Linked DNA regions of Homo sapiens: region 1 is linked to region 2. Evidence: chromatin loops called from intact Hi-C (ENCODE). Cell type or tissue: gastrocnemius medialis. All regions are shown on one strand. Each heading gives the region's core, and the rest is flanking DNA. Links, peaks and the distances in the headings are about the cores only. Region 1 overlaps PRKAG2 (protein kinase AMP-activated non-catalytic subunit gamma 2). Region 2 has its middle 20 kb from the start of CRYGN.

What was found. Hi-C counts contacts between places; a loop is a spot of excess contacts. Peaks named below come from ENCODE experiments on the same cell type or tissue, not always from the same donor. Only the 100,000 strongest peaks of a DNase experiment are listed, where the experiment ranks them.
Region 1: a loop joins it to region 2, with 3 times the contacts of the local background. A loop is called at or near these places in 3 of 110 quality-filtered maps.

What each region holds. Positions count from the first base shown.
Region 1 is chr7:151,703,082-151,708,454 of GRCh38, reverse strand. The region is part of intron 3 of PRKAG2 (protein kinase AMP-activated non-catalytic subunit gamma 2); the gene reads left to right. Among named protein-coding and RNA genes, the nearest start is that of PRKAG2-AS2, 100 kb to the left of the region's middle. RefSeq lists a silencer at 3,692-3,883. In gastrocnemius medialis, for the core only: CTCF peaks have their summits at 439, 2,455 and 2,656 (motif pointing right); a DNase peak (open chromatin) is centred at 2,294; H3K27ac peaks cover 2,247 bases.
Region 2 is chr7:151,457,435-151,462,807 of GRCh38, reverse strand. No RefSeq gene overlaps it. Among named protein-coding and RNA genes, the nearest start is that of CRYGN, 20 kb to the right of the region's middle. RefSeq lists enhancers at 1-486, 1,587-2,254, 3,592-4,260, 4,985-5,373. In gastrocnemius medialis, for the core only: CTCF peaks have their summits at 2,355 and 2,555; DNase peaks (open chromatin) are centred at 1,509, 2,117, 2,597 and 2,927; H3K4me3 peaks cover 1,294 bases; H3K27ac peaks cover 2,742 bases.

The sequences.
Region 1 (5,373 bases), core at 294-5,293, 250 kb before region 2:
TGGTACATTTACTATTTTTATTTTTTGTTGCTTCTATTCTCTTCGATGGCTGGCAGGTGCCAGGTTGGCATGGGGGTTTGAGGGGCCACACAGTGCCCCACTGGACGATCATTCTGAGGGCAAGGCCTGACACCAGGAGTTATTAGAGTCCCGAGTTCACTAATGCGGCCTTTCAGAGTCTAGTAAGCCAAAAAAGAAATAATAAGATTCATCCGACTTTCCTTTCACAATACCTCACAGTAGCTGGCTGCATGGAGAGTTTAGGGTAAGAAGCAATTGGAGGTTTGGAGCCTGACAACCCTGGGTTCAGGTCCAGGTCAGCCAAATGTTGCTGGGCAAGCCCCTTCATCTCTTCCTACTTCCATTTCCCCAGCTTTCAACGGGGACAGCGCCCCCCTTGTGGACAGCGGGGGCCAGTTCACACCCAGTGGTCATGTCCGGGGGCCTTTGCAGGTGGACAGTCAGCATGTTTTCTCTGTGCGTCCTCCCCTGCCCCGTCTGGGTTGGGCCGAGAGTTCTCTGGGTAGATGTCCACCATGTTCGCTATTGGGCTTTCCTGCCTTGGGGCCGGTGCTGGCTCATGCCTGGGCTTTCTTTGGCCCCGGTGGCCCCGGGGTGAGTTGGGCACATCACGGGCTCTGTGGCTATTCTGAGCCCCCTACTGACGTAGGCCCAGCTCCCTGGCTGGCCGGTTTAACTTGGTTCTTGACCAGCCACTCAATTATTTTTGTGTCCTTTGTTTGCCACTGCAGCAGTGGTGAGGACCCAGTTCTCCCTCAGGACTCCTTCTGGAGATGAGGTGGTGACATCAGATGGCTGCATTTGGCTTGGAGAACTGAGTCACCTTCGGGAGCACCCCACCAGAGAGGAGAGCGGGTGATGGGTGCGAGCCAGAGAGCCTCTGGCCTTCAAATTCCCATTCCTCTCCCCCAGAGCCAACAGTGTGACCCTCCCGAGGTTTGGGGAGCTCTGGAAGCTGAAATGCAGGCTCAAGGGCGGGAAGAAACATTTCTAGGAATGTCACTAAACGGTCATTATATAGCAGCTTCTCCGACCACCGTTTAGTAGGAGGGACCTGCTAGGAATTTGCAGCCACACCTCAGCTACCCTGCTCCACACTCCATTCTGGGGACTGCCTTATCAGGGACTTGCCTTATTGAGGTCCCCTGCTCACCTGTTGAATGAATGGGACACTGCTGTTCATTCTCCTGCTGCCAGGATGCCGTCTAGCCTGGACAACGGCAGCTCAAGTTTGGGCAGCGTCGGAGGGAGGAGGACTGGGTTTCATGACATGGTCCAGTTGCTATCCAGGTGCTTGGACTTGTCCTCTGACCAGGTGTTAAATGTCCTGGGGACTTGTGGTCCCCTGTGAGCATTTCCTTCTGAAACTGAGACAGGGCTGAGCTCAGTAAGGCTGGGGCACCCAGGACGCAGCCGAGGGGGAAGGCCTCCTCTGCATGACTGCAGGCAGGTCCGAACATTTGAGGCTGACGTTGGGTTGGGCCAGAGGCACCCTCTTCCCTCATGGTAGACGCCTCTGGAGGGTGTATTTGAGTGCCCTACTCCATCTAGTCCCTGGCCAGGCCAGGTGGCTCCAATTGGGCTGAGATGCATGGGGAACCACCGTGGCCTCCGGCTCAGGTTGGAGAAGCAGAAGCCATTGCCGGAACGTATTCTAGACTCAGGCTGTGTTGAGCGTTTGCTGAAGCTGCTGTTACTGCCACAGCTAACGCCTAGTCTGGGAGACAGCCAAAATGGGTTTGCATCTTTCCTTTGAATACATTCCTTGGAAGAAAGTCAGAAGATTTCAGCTTGAAATTCTATAAAAACCATCATTTGCATTTCCAGTGCACACCTGCTCAAAGCAGGAGGCAGGTCAGGGTGCTGGTTGCTCGTACTCTGGCTTTCTGCAAGAAGCCTCGTGGTGGGAGATCTCGGTGTCTTCCTGGGACTTAATCTTTACAGCAAGGCACTGTCCCAGGTGGGGAGATAGTCCTGACCCTTTTGGGACCCTAGTTTCACAGTCTGGGAGATGAGTTGGATGTCTTGGAGAATTTGACTTGTTAAAGGCAGGGCGAGGCAGGAGCCTGACCTCCCAGTCCTGGGCTATGAGTGGGTCTCTCTGCAGCCTTGATTGCAACTAGTCATTACCACCTAGGAGGAAAGATTAATTTCTCCTTTGGTGCTACAGGGCAAAGAGGCAGGAGGAGACAGCAGTCAGGAGCTTGGTCTCCAGAGCCAGACTTCAAGGCTTGGCTGGAGCTCTGACTGACACCAGCCAGCTGTGTGGCCTTGGGCATGTCCCAGGGTCTTCTCTGTGCTGCATATCTGCTGTGCTGAGTCACACTGAAGTTGTGTTACCTAACCTTTTACTCCGGGAAGCATTTTCAACATGCTTTGCAGGGTACAACATGGTTTCACATACCTGTCGTTTCATCTTAACCCTGATGAGCAAGACTCAAGAGACCCAGGCTCCTGGCTTGAAGTTCTACCCTCAACAACAGTGAACTTGGGAGTTGCAGGTGCACAGATGGGGGGCGGGGGGATGTGAAATCATAAAACATGTGTAGGAATGTCAAATAAAACGCAGCGGGTGAGATGAGATCGGCTAAGAAGGGCCACTTATGAGATTTCTACAAGGAAGTGCCACCAACCTGCAGAGGGCAGTGTAAGGAGGAGTCAACACTCTTGCTCTAGGAGGGGACCCCAGAGCCTGGAGAGTTAAGCAGGGAGACTGAAATTAATTTGAAGAGCAGAGCACCCTCCAATCGAACACCCTGCTCTAGGAGGACCTTAGTGAGCTGATCCTGGACAAATAGAATTGCTTTCTTTATGGGCCTTTGGGAAAACTGTGCTTACCTCTCACGTCTCTTTCTCTCTGAAAAGACGTAGCCCTCCCCCTATCTGTCTCCCTAAGGAGTGTCTGTCACAGACAGTCGGCTGTCCCCTCGCCCAGCTGTGTGTGATAGACAGATGCTTGCAGCCAGATGCCGGCTGCGTGTTCGGCATACCGGGGTGATCCTGCTTGGGACCGAGTGCTTGCCAGCCAACTTTCCCGGCTGGATTAATTTCCAATCCATGTACATCTGTGTGTGTGTTTTACAACCCGATTGAGAAAAGAGAAAAAACACCATAATCCCTTGTTTCCTTGGTGTTGCTCGAGAGGAAGTGGGCTTATCAGTAGGAATGAAAAGGGAGCCTGATATTCTCAGCCAACTCTGAGACCAGAGGGGTTTCCAGAGCAGCTTGATAACCTGAACATTTTATCCTGTACGTTTCAGACACCAGGCCTCTGTTCAGAGCAGCTGGAAGTATAACTCAATTGCATTTACGTTTTATCAGAAGGTTGAAAAATTCTCATTAACTTGCTAATCGTCAAAAATGTGTTCAGCATTTGGCTGGTAATTTCAGTGGTGTCTCCTATAGAAGATAGTATCTGACACACCAAAGAAACCTCATTTCGTTCATGGCTGTTTTATTCCCGTTGCTGAGGCTAGCAGGGGCAGGACTTTTAAGCGCTAACATTTTGGGGACGTGGTCTGTCCACTAAATCATAGGCTTTGTAGTGGTTACACTTGGGTTCAAAACCTGCCGCACCGCTGAGCAGCCTCGCTCTCCCTGTGCCTCCCTTGGCAATACTCACTCTCTTTCTCCAAGCCGTGGCGCCCCGGGAGGCAGAGAGTTGTAAATCCCCACCCGGTAGGTGCCGCGTGGATTGCAGTAGATACGCAGGCCCAGCACATTGTAGGTGTTCCACAAATGCTCAGACTTGGGCCCCTCCCCTTTCCTCATCTCTCTATAATGTCTTCTGTGCTGAATAAATACATTAACTAAAAGCAAGCAGCAATTCTGGGGAACATATGTATAGAATGTTCATACAGCATCATTTATAATAGCCCCAGAGTAGACGCCGCCCAGATGCCCATCAGCAGTCGAAATGGTAAACACATGATGGTAGATTTGCATAATGGAACCTCCTACAGCAATGTGGAGAAACAGTCTATAGCCACATGCAGCAGTGTGGCTGCATCTCACAACCAACACTGAGCAAGAGAAGCCTGAAGCAAAAGAATACAAAATGTGCAGCTCTGGGTCACAAAATACACAGCCAGGCAAAACATATGATGCTAGAATCATGAAGATTAGTTAGAAAGAATAAGACCTACTATTTGATAGCACAGTAGGGTGACTGTAGTGAATAATAACTTAATTGTATATTTTAAAATAACTTAAAAAGTGTAATTGGATTGTTTGTAACTCAAAGGATAAATGCTTGAGAGGATGGATATCCCATTCCCCGTGACCAGCTTATTTCACATTGCATGCCTCTTTCAAAACAGCTCAGGTACCCCATAAATATATACACCTACTATGTACCCACATTTTTTTTTTTGAGACAGAGTCTCGGTCTGTCATCCAGGCTGGAGTGCAATGGCGCAATCTCGGCTCACTGCAACCTCCGCCCCCCAGGTTCAAGTGATTCTCCTGCCTCAGCCGCCTGAGTAGCTGGGATTACAGGCACCTGCCACCATGCCTAGCTAATTTGTGTGTGTGTGTGTGTGTGTGTGTGTGTGTGTGTGTGTGTGTGTGTGTGTGTGTGTGTGTGTGTTTTCCAGTAAAGACAGGGTTTCACCATGTTGGTTAGGCTGGTCTCAAACTCCTGACCTTGTGATCCACTCACCTCAGCCTCCCAAAGTGCTGGGATTACAGGCATAAGCCACCGCGCCCAGCCAAAAAAATTTTTTTAAATAGAAAAAGAATGATGATGATTATCTGAGGAGGCAGGTGGTGCCTGGCAGGGAGATTGAAGGGGGCTGCCATGTGGGTAGTAACATTCCTTTCCTTCTCTGGGTGCTGGTTACATGGATGCATGAACTTTGTGCAAATTTGTCAAGCTGTACACTCTCAATGTGTGCACTTTTCTATATTATGCTCCATAAAACATTTTTTAAAGCCCAAGTGGCCAGATGATGTGGGAGAAGTTCCTTGAGTTGTTCTCATCAGTAAGACAACTGAGGGCTTGACGGAGCCATCCAGTGCTCCGGCCACAGCGGAGAGCAGAATCGCTGCTATCTGGGCAGAAGACACTGCAGGGGAAACACCAGTTTATTTGCTCATTGGTAAAATAAACTGAAGACACATTGAAAAGCAGCTGCAGGAGCTCTGAAAACAGATTTCCTTTCTTAGAGCACCCGCAGTCCTTTGCAGGGTGCCATTCACTGTGACGGAGAAGGTGCGCTTTTCCTCTTTCCTTCTTTGCTTCGCGCGCGCTGATGAGTGAGTCAGAGAAGCCATCATGGCCTTGAAGAAAGATGAGCTATTTGAGCAGCAGGCAATGTGAGAGGCTGAAGGGCTGGCAGAGGTGTCTTCTGC
Region 2 (5,373 bases), core at 191-5,190:
GCAATGGGTTATCATGGGTTTTGTTTATCTGGGAATGTCTTCTTTATTTTTCAAGGATAGTCTTGTTGGGTATAAAAGTTGGGGGGAGAGTTTTGCTGTCAGCACTTCTACTTACCCAACTTATTCAGGTATTTCATGAGCAGCACTCAGCCTGGAGCCTGCAGGCTCTTGTGTAACCCCAGAAACATAATGGCTTCCCAGGCCCCCTGTGGGCATCTCATTTTCCAGTTTCTGTTAGCTTGTTGTTTGCCCCAGTGTCAACTAAATTGCTGCTGATTGTTTTGATAAACGTCCCCAGGGAGAAAGTGCTGGGTGAGCCTAGCTCAGAGTCAGGTCACAGGCTAGCTTGCAGGTGGAACCACCAGACCAGGCAAATGAGGTCACTGAGCTCCAACCCCAACTTGACCCTTCCTGTGGCTGCTAAGCTGCTGAGTTTTATGGGGATTGCTGCTGTTGCTTTCAAGGCTACCAGGGAGCTCAGGGGCAGAGGTTTGGAGGGCTGTGAATAGGGCCAGTAAAAATGCCACAATGCTCACTGCTCTGAGGTTCAGCCAATTTCCTTCAACACTCCCTGGATTGTTATGAGCCTTTGGTTAATTTCCGGAGCTCTGGAAACGTTTATTTTTTTGGACAGTTTTTGCCAGTGTTCTCATTAGGTTCCTGGGGTCCTTACTGCACAGTTCCTGATGGTGTGGCTGCTGAATGAATGAGCAGAGGCGCCTTTGTAGGGCACCACCTTCTGGACAGGTTCTTTTGAATTTAGCCTGCACCTGTTGCTGTGTGATTAAAATTCCCCACCATGTATACAGTGCATTGTGCTGCCATTTGACCTGTCGTTATTGAGTCCACCTGACACCAGCTCCCAACAAAGAAGGGCTGCTCCTGCTCAGTGCCCTCTGCCATTGTTAATACAAACAGACTGAGATTGCAGCTGTACCCAGAGGTCTGAAAGTCACTCAGATGCCCCAGAATGTGCTGCTGCCTCATAGCAATGCTTGTAGAGGTCTGGGCTCTCAGGGGAATATCTGTAGTGCCTGCAGGCTGCTGCCCCAGTCTAAGAGGTGTGCACACTGCTGCCTTGCCCCTGTGCCAGAGCCTCCTCAGCAGAGCCTGAGGTTCCAGGAGGTGTGTGTGCTCGCAGAAGCCTCTGGATGCTGTGGTTACTCCGGTTGCCCACACTGCCTAGCAATCCTTGAACCAGGATGCCTTCAAAGCATTCCTTGGGAGATTCCAGAACCATTCCACCTCGTTACCCTCCCCCAAGAAGGGGATGTTTTATATAAAGAAAAAAAACAATTTTTGTGTTGCCCATCCTCCCTACCTCAATGACTTCCTAGAGGGCAACAGAATGGCCAGGTGAGAGCTGCTGTGGGGTTAGAACTGGAAAGAATCAGATCTAATTTAACATCCTTGTTTTCAGATCATGGAACCCGAGGTCCAGAGAGGTCAAGGGGCAGCTACTTGATCCCCCACTTAGTCTGTGTTTCCACCACACCACATTGGGACATAGCCCATGAGCCTGTCCACAGGGAACCCCAGTCAGAGCTTCATCCCCAGTCAGGGACAAAGACTTGGAACATTCCGGTCCTGGCCCCCTCTACAGCTAATAAAAACCTTTGGGCAACTCCTTTATATTTTGTGATCTTCTTTTATTTTAAAACTTCCCTTCACCAGGGATCGTTGTCACAGCCAAAAGTATGAAAACCCTGGATGTTTCCAAAGTGCTATAGAAGCACCAAGCCACAGTCCTGAGGACGGGTGTGCTAACCTCAGACTGCCAGCTGGAGCTCTCACCTGGTGTCAGGGTCCCCGTGAGTTTCTGCAGCTTCACGAGTGCCCATGATTGTGTATCTCCAGCAGCAGTCGGTGCTGTGGGTGGCTCCGGAATCCTGCAGTGCTGCCATCTTATTCCTGGGCTACACATCCAAAGCAATACGGAACACCACGACTTACCCCAGCAAACGAGTTTACCAAATCCGAGAAAAAATATTTCATTCCAGTCTGGCCCAAGGCATCAAGAACAGTATGATCTACTAAGAACTACCAACACAGTGATCCGAGGATTGCAGGCCCGCCCTCGTTCTCATGTCCAGCATGCTGAAGGTTGCCTGTGCGGTGTCACTATTGGTCCCCAGAGCTCAGTCCCACACCTGCCCAGCCAGACCCTGTGGCAGCGCAGCAGATTGTGTCCTGGCCAGGGAGGCTGCTGACCTGCCCAGTCAGCTTCTGAGCGGTGGGACCTCAGCTCCTCATCTGCAAAGGAGAGAGTCGCCTGGGAGATGACTCTGAAGGTCCCCCCGGGTCCCACATCTGCCACAATCTAGGAAACAGTCTTGGATTCGTAGTTTCACAAGAAATAGCACAGGATTCGGGAAATATTGTGGCCTCAGCAGCCAAGACCTTTCACCCAGTTCCTCCTACTGCCCAAGAAAGCCCCGGGCAGAGCTGTGCCTCCTGATTTATTCCCTACAAGAACACAACAGCCAGCTGGCAGGCTCCTGCGAGGAGAGAGCCTCTGCCTGCACCGCGTGGCTGCCGCCTGGCGTTCTGTATATCCCTCCACTCCCCTCCTGCTCCCATCATCATCAGATCAGCAAGGAATTCAAGTACATCAGCACAGGACTCTGTGGCTGCCTTACGGGGCGCGGTTGACGAGGGTGATATGTGCTGAACTTTACCCTAAAAGGCTCAAGCAGGAGGACAGCAGGGAGTTACAACTGGAGCAGCGGAAGGTCACATTCCTTAGCTCTGACGTCGGGATTTTTATTATCCCATAACAGAAATCGTTCCAAGGCGCAACCTTTTCTGTGTCTGGGGCATTGTTGTAAAGTTGTAGAATGACAGTAACAGCTCTAAGCCAGCGCAGCCGCCTGGCTCGGCAGTTACCACATATTGGCTTGTATCAGAGTGACCTGGATGGCTCGCTGACACAGGCTGGCTTCCCCCGCACAGTCCCTGATTGCAGAGGCCCCGTCAGGTGCAGGACATCTGCATGTCTTCCAAGTTCCAGGGACGCTGCTGCTGCTGCTGCTGCGAGCTCAGGGGCTGCATTTTGAGAAGCACTGGCTTGGACAATAATGGCACAGGGCTCTTATTGTCCAGATTAGGAGGGAGCACGGGCCGGAGTGACAGGACTGTGGGACCGCAGAGGTGGCCAGGCCACTCACCACCCCCTGGGGACTTGGACTGAGGGGGGCTGTGGGTTGAGTTGCCTCCCGGCAAAAGGCATGTTGAAGTCTTCATTCCCAGTACCTGTGAATGTGACTCTATTTGGAAATAGGGTCATTACCAACGAACAAAGTTAAAGTGAGCACATACTGGATTAGAGCAGACCCTAAACCAATGGCTGGTGTCCTTAGAACAGTGGTCCCCAACCTTTTTGGCACCAGGGACCAGTTTCATGGAAGACAATTTTTCCACGGACTGGAGTTGAGGGGATGGTTTCAGGATGAAACTGTTCCATCTTAGATCATGAGGCATTAGTTAGAGTCTCATCAGGAGCATGCAACCTAGGTCCCTCGCACGCACAGTTCATAATAGGGTTCGTACTCCCATGAGAATCTGAAGCCACCGCTGCTCTGACAGGAGGCAGAGCTCAGCTGGTAATGCTTGCTCGCCCCCTGCTCACCTCCTGCTGTATGGCCCAGTTCCTAACAAGCCACAGACCAGACCAGTCCATGGCCTGGGGGTTGGGATCCCTGCCTTATAAGAAAAATAAATTTGGGGCCGGGCACGGTGGCTCACGCCTGTAATCCCAGCACTTTGGGAGGCCGAGGCGGGCGGATCATGAGGTCAGGAGATCGAGACCATCCTTGCTAACACGGTGAAACCCCGTCTCTACTAAAAATACAAAAAAATTAGCCGGGCGTGGTGGCGGGTGCCTGTAGTCCCAGCTACTCGGGAGGCTGAGGCAGGAGAATGGTGTGAACCCGGGAGGTGGAGCTTGCAGTGAGCCGAGATGGCACCACTGCACTCCAGCCCAGGCAACAGAGTGAGACTCTGTCTCAAAAAAAAAAAAGGAAAAAAAAATGTAGACACAGAGAGGCAGAGACTGGTATACCAAGGACTGCCAGCACTTCCAGGAGCCAGGAGAGGCCTGGAGCAGATTCCCCTCTGAGCCTCCAAGAAGAAACCAACCCCCCAACACCTTGGTTTCAGACTTCCGGCCCCCAGAACAAGAGAATACGTTGCTATTGTTGTAAGCCACCCAGTCTGGGTTACTTTGTTATGGCAGCCCCAGGAGGCAAACAAAAACAGAGGGCTCCTTCAATGTGTGGCTTGCAGTTGTTTCTTGTTTTTGTGTGTGTGTGAGAGAGACAGAGTTTCGCTCTTGTCGCCTGGGCTGGAGTGCAATGGCGTAATCTCAGCTCACTGCAACCTCTGCCTCCTGGGTTCAAGCGATTCTCCTGCCTCAGCCTCCTGAGTAGCTGGGATTACAGGTGCCCACCACCACGCCCAGCTAATTTTTTTGTATTTTTAGTAGAGACGGGGTTTCACCATGTTGGCCAGGCTGGTCTTGAACTCCTGACCTCAGGTGATCCCCCGACTTTGGCTTCCCAAGGTGCTGGGATTACAGGCGTGAGCCACCACGCCCAGCTGTGGCTTGCAATTTTAAGACCAAGAGAGCCCCTGGCAAACTGGGGCAAGAAAGGATAAGGAGCCCAAATGACAGCTAGCCAGAACTTTCATGTCTACAAAGGAGAAAAGTGATGCTCAAAGTTGTGATCTGCCAAGAGTCGCCAGTGATATAGTTTGGATGTGTGTTCCCTCCGAATCACATGCTGAAATGTGATCCCCAAGGTTAGAGGTGGGGCCTGGTAGGAAGTGTTTGGGTCATGGAGGTGGATTCCTTGTGAATGGTTTGATGCTGTTCTCATGTTAATGAGTGAGTTCTCGCTCTGAGTTCATGCAAGACCTGGTTATTAAAAAGAGTCGGGGTTCCCCTCCCAATTCCACCTCTCTTGCTCCCTCTCGCCACATATGCTGGCTCCCCTTCACCTTCTGCCATGATTGGAAGCTTCCTGAAGCCCTCACCAGAAGCAAATGCCAACACTATGCTTCGTGTACAGCCTTCCGAACTGTGAGCCAAATAAACCTCTTTTCTTTGTAAATTACCCAGGCTCAGGTATTCCTTTACAGCAACGCAAATTGACTAATACACAAAATTGGTACTGAGGAGTAGGGTGTTGCTATAAAGATAGATACCTGAAGGTGTGGAAGTGGCTTTGGAGCTAAGTAATGGGAAGAGGTAGAAGAGTTTGAAGATGCTCAGAAGAAGACAGGAAGACAAGGGGAAAGTTTGGAACTTCTTAGAAACTTGTTAACTGGTTGTGACCAAAATGCTGATAGAAATATAGACAGTGAAGTCCAGGA